Regions from separate parts of the Homo sapiens genome. Here region 2 is linked to region 1. The links are chromatin contacts, found by Hi-C or POLR2A ChIA-PET in ENCODE. All regions are on one chromosome and are shown on one strand. Each heading gives the region's core, a stretch centred on a gene start or an enhancer-like site at or near the end of the contact. The rest is flanking DNA. Distances are from core to core; before and after follow the strand shown.

What was found. A loop is a pair of places that touch in the nucleus more often than their neighbours do. ChIA-PET counts read pairs that join two places held with the same protein, here RNA polymerase II (POLR2A). Pooled maps may share reads with other maps.
Region 2: a map of PC-3 shows a loop between it and region 1 (5-fold over the local background). The contact joins two enhancer-like sites. A Hi-C loop is called at or near these places in 4 of 168 maps with a recorded cell type or tissue (Caco-2, Calu3, PC-3 and 1 more) and 3 of 50 pooled maps. POLR2A ChIA-PET finds 5 or more read pairs at or near these places in 4 of 52 experiments (A673, AG04449, SK-N-SH and 1 more).

The regions. Positions count from the first base shown.
Region 1 is chr17:66,903,718-66,906,673 of GRCh38, forward strand. No RefSeq gene overlaps it. Among named protein-coding and RNA genes, the nearest start is that of CACNG4, 60 kb to the right of the region's middle. Within about 2 kb of position 1,479, at least 15 of the 41 ENCODE cell types and tissues checked have a DNase peak (open chromatin) inside an H3K27ac peak, as active enhancers do; they include PC-3, where a contact is called at or near this core.
Region 2 is chr17:66,950,709-66,953,664 of GRCh38, forward strand. No RefSeq gene overlaps it. Among named protein-coding and RNA genes, the nearest start is that of CACNG4, 13 kb to the right of the region's middle. Within about 2 kb of position 1,448, at least 14 of the 41 ENCODE cell types and tissues checked have a DNase peak (open chromatin) inside an H3K27ac peak, as active enhancers do; they include PC-3, where a contact is called at or near this core.

The DNA of each region.
Region 1 (2,956 bases), core at 229-2,728:
GAAGCTGGAAAGGAAATCCAGAATCCAGCAGGACGCTTTGACTCAAAGAACTGAGCAAGAGCAGAGACTAAGCAGAGGCCATAGGGTGGATAGATGGATGGTGGAGGGGAGTCAGGAAAGGTTCTGGAGCTGGCAGGCGTGGAGCAGAGGGCAGGGATGGCATGAAGCAGCGTCACCTGCCTCTGCCCACTCAGAACACAGAAGCCCCGCCCGCCGATTCCTGGTGTCCTCAAAAGGCAGAGGGAGGCAATGGCAGCATTCATGGCCAGGCTCAGAGGCCACACCCTAGGGAGTCTGGGGAGAGGGGGAATCATCCCCGGGACAATCTTGGCCCAGCTCCTGGGGGCAGCAGTGAGGGCAGAGGGGAGGGATGCAAGTCGGCCGGCATGGACCCACACATAGACGCCTTGACAGAAAGAGAGGCCATTCCTACATTGCTTCTTGGTTGAAGTCATTGGTACGTGCTCTATGAGAGAAGGGGATTTCCTCTGGGAGAGGAGCCTGCAATGGACTGAATGTGAATGTCCCTGCAATATTCCTGTGTTGAAATCCTAACCCCTGGTGTGACAGTGTTAGGAGATGGAGCCTTTAGCAGGCAACTGGGTCACGAATGGGGTTACTGCCCTTATTAAAGCGACCCCAAAGATGGACCCCTCTTTCCATCAAGTGGGAATACAAAGAGAAGCCAGCCGTCTTTAGCCCGAAAGAGGGCCCTTAGCAGCCCCGGACCACGTAGGCACCCTGATCTCAGACTTCCAGCCTCCAAAACTGCGAGAAACAATGTCTGTTGTTTAGATACCACCCAGACTATGGTACTGTGTTGCAGCAGTGCCAGAGGACTAACAGAAGCCCCAAAGATGATTAAAATTAACCAAAGATAATTAAAATTAAATCGATTTTTTTAAAAGAAGAAACACCAAAAACCCACTGCAGTTCAAACACACTTACCTGGACAGAAAATTTTTAGGGAAAAAAAAAGATAGCTGCAATACACACACACACACACACACACACACACACACACACACACCCCAAATGCCAAGCTTCTGAATGCAGAGCAGGTGTGTCCCACCGGGAGGACATTGCCATCAGGAGGCTCTGGCTGATAATTAAGCTACAAACATGTACAGAGGCATGGCTGTAGCCAGAGAACATTGTAGATCATTAGGAAATTTCACCTTCTCTAGCTAAGGAGAAGAAAAATGTGGAGAATCTAGCAATCGCCTCCAAAAGCTTTCGCTTAGTGCCAGTACAATCTAAGAACAAGGAAGGGGTCAGAGAAGGGCCATGACAGAAGGAGAGGCCAGGAGGGGGCAGGCCCCGGGCACAGGGTTTGAGCCCCTGTGTCTGGGACTGTGGGAGAGGACTCGCTGATAGCAAGTTACTGCTGGCAGAGTTCCCATTTTTTCAGCTCTTGCCCCTGGATCTGGGAATGTGCTGCTCACTTCCTGTAGTCTTTCTGCCTTTGAGAATGAATTTCTAAACAGTAAAGATCCAGCTCTATGAATTCACCAGCCATGACTTCAAAACAAGTTTCCCGACTTCAGAGAGGCACACCTGTCATTGACTTGGGGGGCCATTTAGGGAATCAAGTGCCCCTCACTAGGGCCCAGCTGGTTGGCATGGAAACCCTCAGTGCACAGATGCAGGCTCTGGCAGGTTCTGGCATATTCTGGGGCAGAGCAAACTCCCCCGCTGTTCTGATGCAGCCCATCTTGGCGCCCTGGAGCCTGTCCATGGCTAAAAGCCAAACCACGTCAACGTTGAGATATTTTCCACCAGCACGTTATCACTCAACAAATAATGGGAATGCTAGACATTGAGTAAATAAATACGAATTTGAACAGGGGACCTAAAGGGTTTGCTGACCAGTGGGGTCTGTGGTCAGGGAAGGCTTCCCTGAGGAAATGATGCTTAAGCCCAGTCCTGGATGAATGAGTGAGGGCTCCCCAAGGAAAGGTCTTGGACAGAGGATTTCATGGGACTGTCATGGGAAAGGCTCTGAGGTGGGCTTGAGAAACTAAGAGGAGCCCAGGATAGCAAGCAGGAGAGTGGAAGAACATAAGGGGTGGAGGCTATGGTTGGGGTGAAAATGCAGGCGATAACTGTTGTGCCCGTTACTTGGCATTTTTTAAAGGGGGCAGGGGTGATGAGCACGGTTTTTCATAAAAACAGTCAACTCCTGCCAGGTGTGGTGGCTCACACCTGTAATCCCAGCGCTTTGGGAGGGCGAGGCAGGCAGATCACCTAAGGTCGGGAGTTCGAGACCAGCCTGGCCAGCATGGTGAAACCCCGTCTCTACTAAAAATACAAAAATTAGCCAGGGATGGTGGCAGTTGCCTGTAATCCCAGCTACTTGGGAAGCTGAGGCAAGAGAATGGTTTGAACCCAGGAGGCGGAGGTTGCAGTGAGTCAAGATCGCACCATTGCACTCCAGCCTGGGCGACAGAGTGAGACTCTGTCTCAAAGAAAACAACAACAACAACAACAAAAACGGTCAACTCCAAACTTCTCCCAATCCAGACAGACCAGTTCACAAGGGCCTAATGTCTTTCTCTACCAGGTAGAGAACGGCCTGATGAAACAGTGGCTATTTTCCCCAACTGCTTACATGAGAACACAGAGTCTTGGAGAATCCAAATAACTTGCCCCAAACCAGGAGGCCAACATGTGAAGGATCCTCAGATTTGGAATAAGATTTGTCTGACCTAATTTCCGTCCTGGCACAATTTGCGTGCCGCCTGCAACTGAGTTTTCGTTGAAGGGTCACTCACTCCGCCATTGAGTGATATTTATTGAGTGGCTACTGCATGCCAGAGGCTGTTCTAGGCAGAGCCCCGGCCCTTGAGGAGCTTATCTTCTGGCGTGGGGATGAGAGGATGGAATGCAAGAACCACAGAACACACACCCATCACAGGCGTAGTGCAATGATGAAGATGCAATGGGATCAGGTGGA
Region 2 (2,956 bases), core at 198-2,697, 47 kb after region 1:
AAAAGGGAACCTGAGCTCAAGGTGCAGTTGCAGGTAAGGACCAGATCACATAGGACAGGCCAGGTGTGGGCATTCATATTGACCCTCAGTGCACGGGAAGACTCTCTGACATGGTTTTCAGCAGACAAGTGAAGTAATTGACATTTGCACAGATCCTCTGGCTGCCAAGGAGAGAACGCATTGAGGGAATGTAGGTGGCAATTGTGAAGGAGAAGGACAGTGTCGCTGGAGGAGGGTTTTCCAGGCATCCAGAGGAGAGAAGCAGGTGGCCTGGCCAGGAGGCGGCAGCAAGACAGGGAACAGTGGACAGGGTAGAAATGCATCTTGGACATAACACTGGCAGGATCTGGTGATGAGTTGCCTGTGGTCTGTGGCCTGAGCCACAGGCCAATGGTGGTGCTGTACTGAGATGGAGAAGCTGGAGAAGGAGTAGGTTTGGAAGGAGGAAATAGACTCCATGGCACCTGCCTCCTGCTCAGAAGCCTTGTCATGCAATTCCTCTTTATGCAATTCCCCTTTTGAGTCTGTCTCCCTCTCTGAATGGGAGGTTCCATGAAGGCTGGGGTCACACCTACACAGTTCACTGCTGTATTTTTTTTTTTTTTTTTTTTGAAACAGGGCCTTGCTCCATCACCCAGGCTGGAGTGCAGTGGTGCAATCTCAGCTTACTGCAGCCTGGAACTCCTGGGCTCAAGCCATCCTTTCACCTCGGCCACCCAAAGTGCTGGGACTACAGGCATGAGCCACAGTGCCCAGCCCACAGCTCCATTCTGAGTAGTGCTCACAGTGCCTGGCACCGGAAGGCCCTCGGATAGCCACTGTATTCATTTCCTAGGGTTGCAGTAACTAATTACCGGATGGCTTAAAAAAAAAAAAAGAAACATATTTTCTCACAGTTCTGGAAGTCAGAAGGCTGAAATCCAGGTGCAGATAGGGTTGGTTCCTTGAGGAAGCTCTAGGAAAAACCTGTTCCGCGACTCTCCCTCAGTTTGGGGGCTGTTGGTAGTCTGCGGTGCTCCTGGGCTTGCTGGCACCTTGCTCCAATCTCTGCTTTCTCCTCTGTGTGTCTTTTCCCCTTCTCTCCTAAGGACACTTGTCATTGGACCTAGGGCCTACCCTAATTGAGGATGATCTCATCTCAAGATCTTTAACTTGGTTACAGCTGCAAAAACGCTTTTTCCAAATAAGGCCACATTTGCAGGCTCTGGGCATTAGGACTCAGGCATACTTTTTGGGTGGTCACAATTCAACCCACTTCATCCACCAACTGAGAAAATGAATGAGTGAGTACCCGGCGATTTCTGGTTGATTGGAGAACCAAGTGTAACTCAAACGCTGGGTCAGAGAACAAAGCCCTGGCTTTTCAACCAGCCTTCTGTGGTAGCTGTTTGTATTCACCGCCAGTTTCTCTAAGTTGGTCATTTAGGGATGCGTCCATAACACAGCATGTCAGGTAGGTGACTCACAGTGAATAAACTGAAGAGAAGCTGAGTCATAGTTAAAAGCGGACTTAACATTCCAAAGGTGAACAGCAATCCAGCCTCGAGGCTGAAGCCATTCTTATGCCTCTGCCAGCCAAGGCAGAGACAGATAAATAAATACCATCACTGAGCCAGGCGGCACAGCGCGACCTCCAGGCCCGCACCCCTCTCAGGCATCCTGCCTGGCCGGTCTACCTCCTTCCAGAAGCAATGAATATTTCCAGCATGGAGCAGGAGGCAGGTCAACAAATGCTGCTCTAAACATCTTGGTCAAGCTTGCTATGACCTCCCATCCTGCCATACACACCTTAGGTCACAGGCAGCCTCCTCTCCACACTGCCACCCTGCAATGAGGGCCACCCCCTCTGGAAACTACAGGGGGTCAAAAAGTGGGAGGTTTGTCTGTGTGCCCCACAATCCAGGCAGAGAGGTCCAGGGCAGAGGGGACCTTTGAGGGGTACATGGCACCCTTCGAAGGCCTCAGAACACGTCTGCCTTTACAAGCTGACCACAGCCACCAACACTTAGTCTTAGGAACCCGACTTCTCTCTACCTATGAAGGTTTTCTGCAAGGTTTTGTCTCCTAGAGACCCTGCCCCATCCCAGGCCCTGCCCGGCTGACCATCCCCCCCTCCAGTATGAAGAGTCTGCCTGTCCTGATCCAAGACAGGCAAGGACCAGACCCTGGAGGAAGGCAAGTGACATTGCAGGGGGACAAGCAGAAAAGTGTCTGAGGAGCCCAAAGGCCAGGCTCTCCTGGGACTGAGAGCAGCAGCTCCGGCTCCAGGAACACACAGGGATGCACATGGCAGGAACTGGGGCTGTCACGAGCAAGGCCAAGTGCTCTCCCTGGGTGCTGAGTTTCTTTGATCACCAGACCTGAGAAGGGCCCTTTTCCACAGGGGCCTTGGGACTCCTGACTGCTGCCTCAGCATGAAAGTGTCCTGTCTCCCCAGCTGAGCCCCTCTCTGGGAGGCAGGTCCCCATCCCCTGGGCCTTCCTGCTGGGGTGTGCTGCTCTCCCCACATTGTGTGGGCACCAGCACTATCCACTTAGCACCTCAACCCCCCGGGGCCTCTTCACTCGTCTCCCAGGGGCTCCCCTAAAAGCTACTTGCTCCTGAGCTCCAATTGTAATCAAGTCCCAAAGCAGCTGGGTTTAAAGACACAATTATGCATTATGGATAAAGGGCAGGTCACCCTCCCCCGCCAGCCAGCTGGGCATCTGTGCTTGCCCCACGGCTCCCATCAGAGGCTCCAGCAGGCCTGTCCCTCCCCTGGGCACACAGAGCAAGCCAAGGCGCCCCTTGGTGCCCGCAGTCCCAGGAGCCGAGCACGGGGCTCCTGGCTGCAGCCGCAGAAAGGCCCTCTTGCTGGGATCCCACTACAAATTGATGAACGCTAATGACCTGCTTCCTCCATCTGGTACCACAATCATGAAGATGCTCCCAAACGCTGGGAGTTGGGGGGTATTCT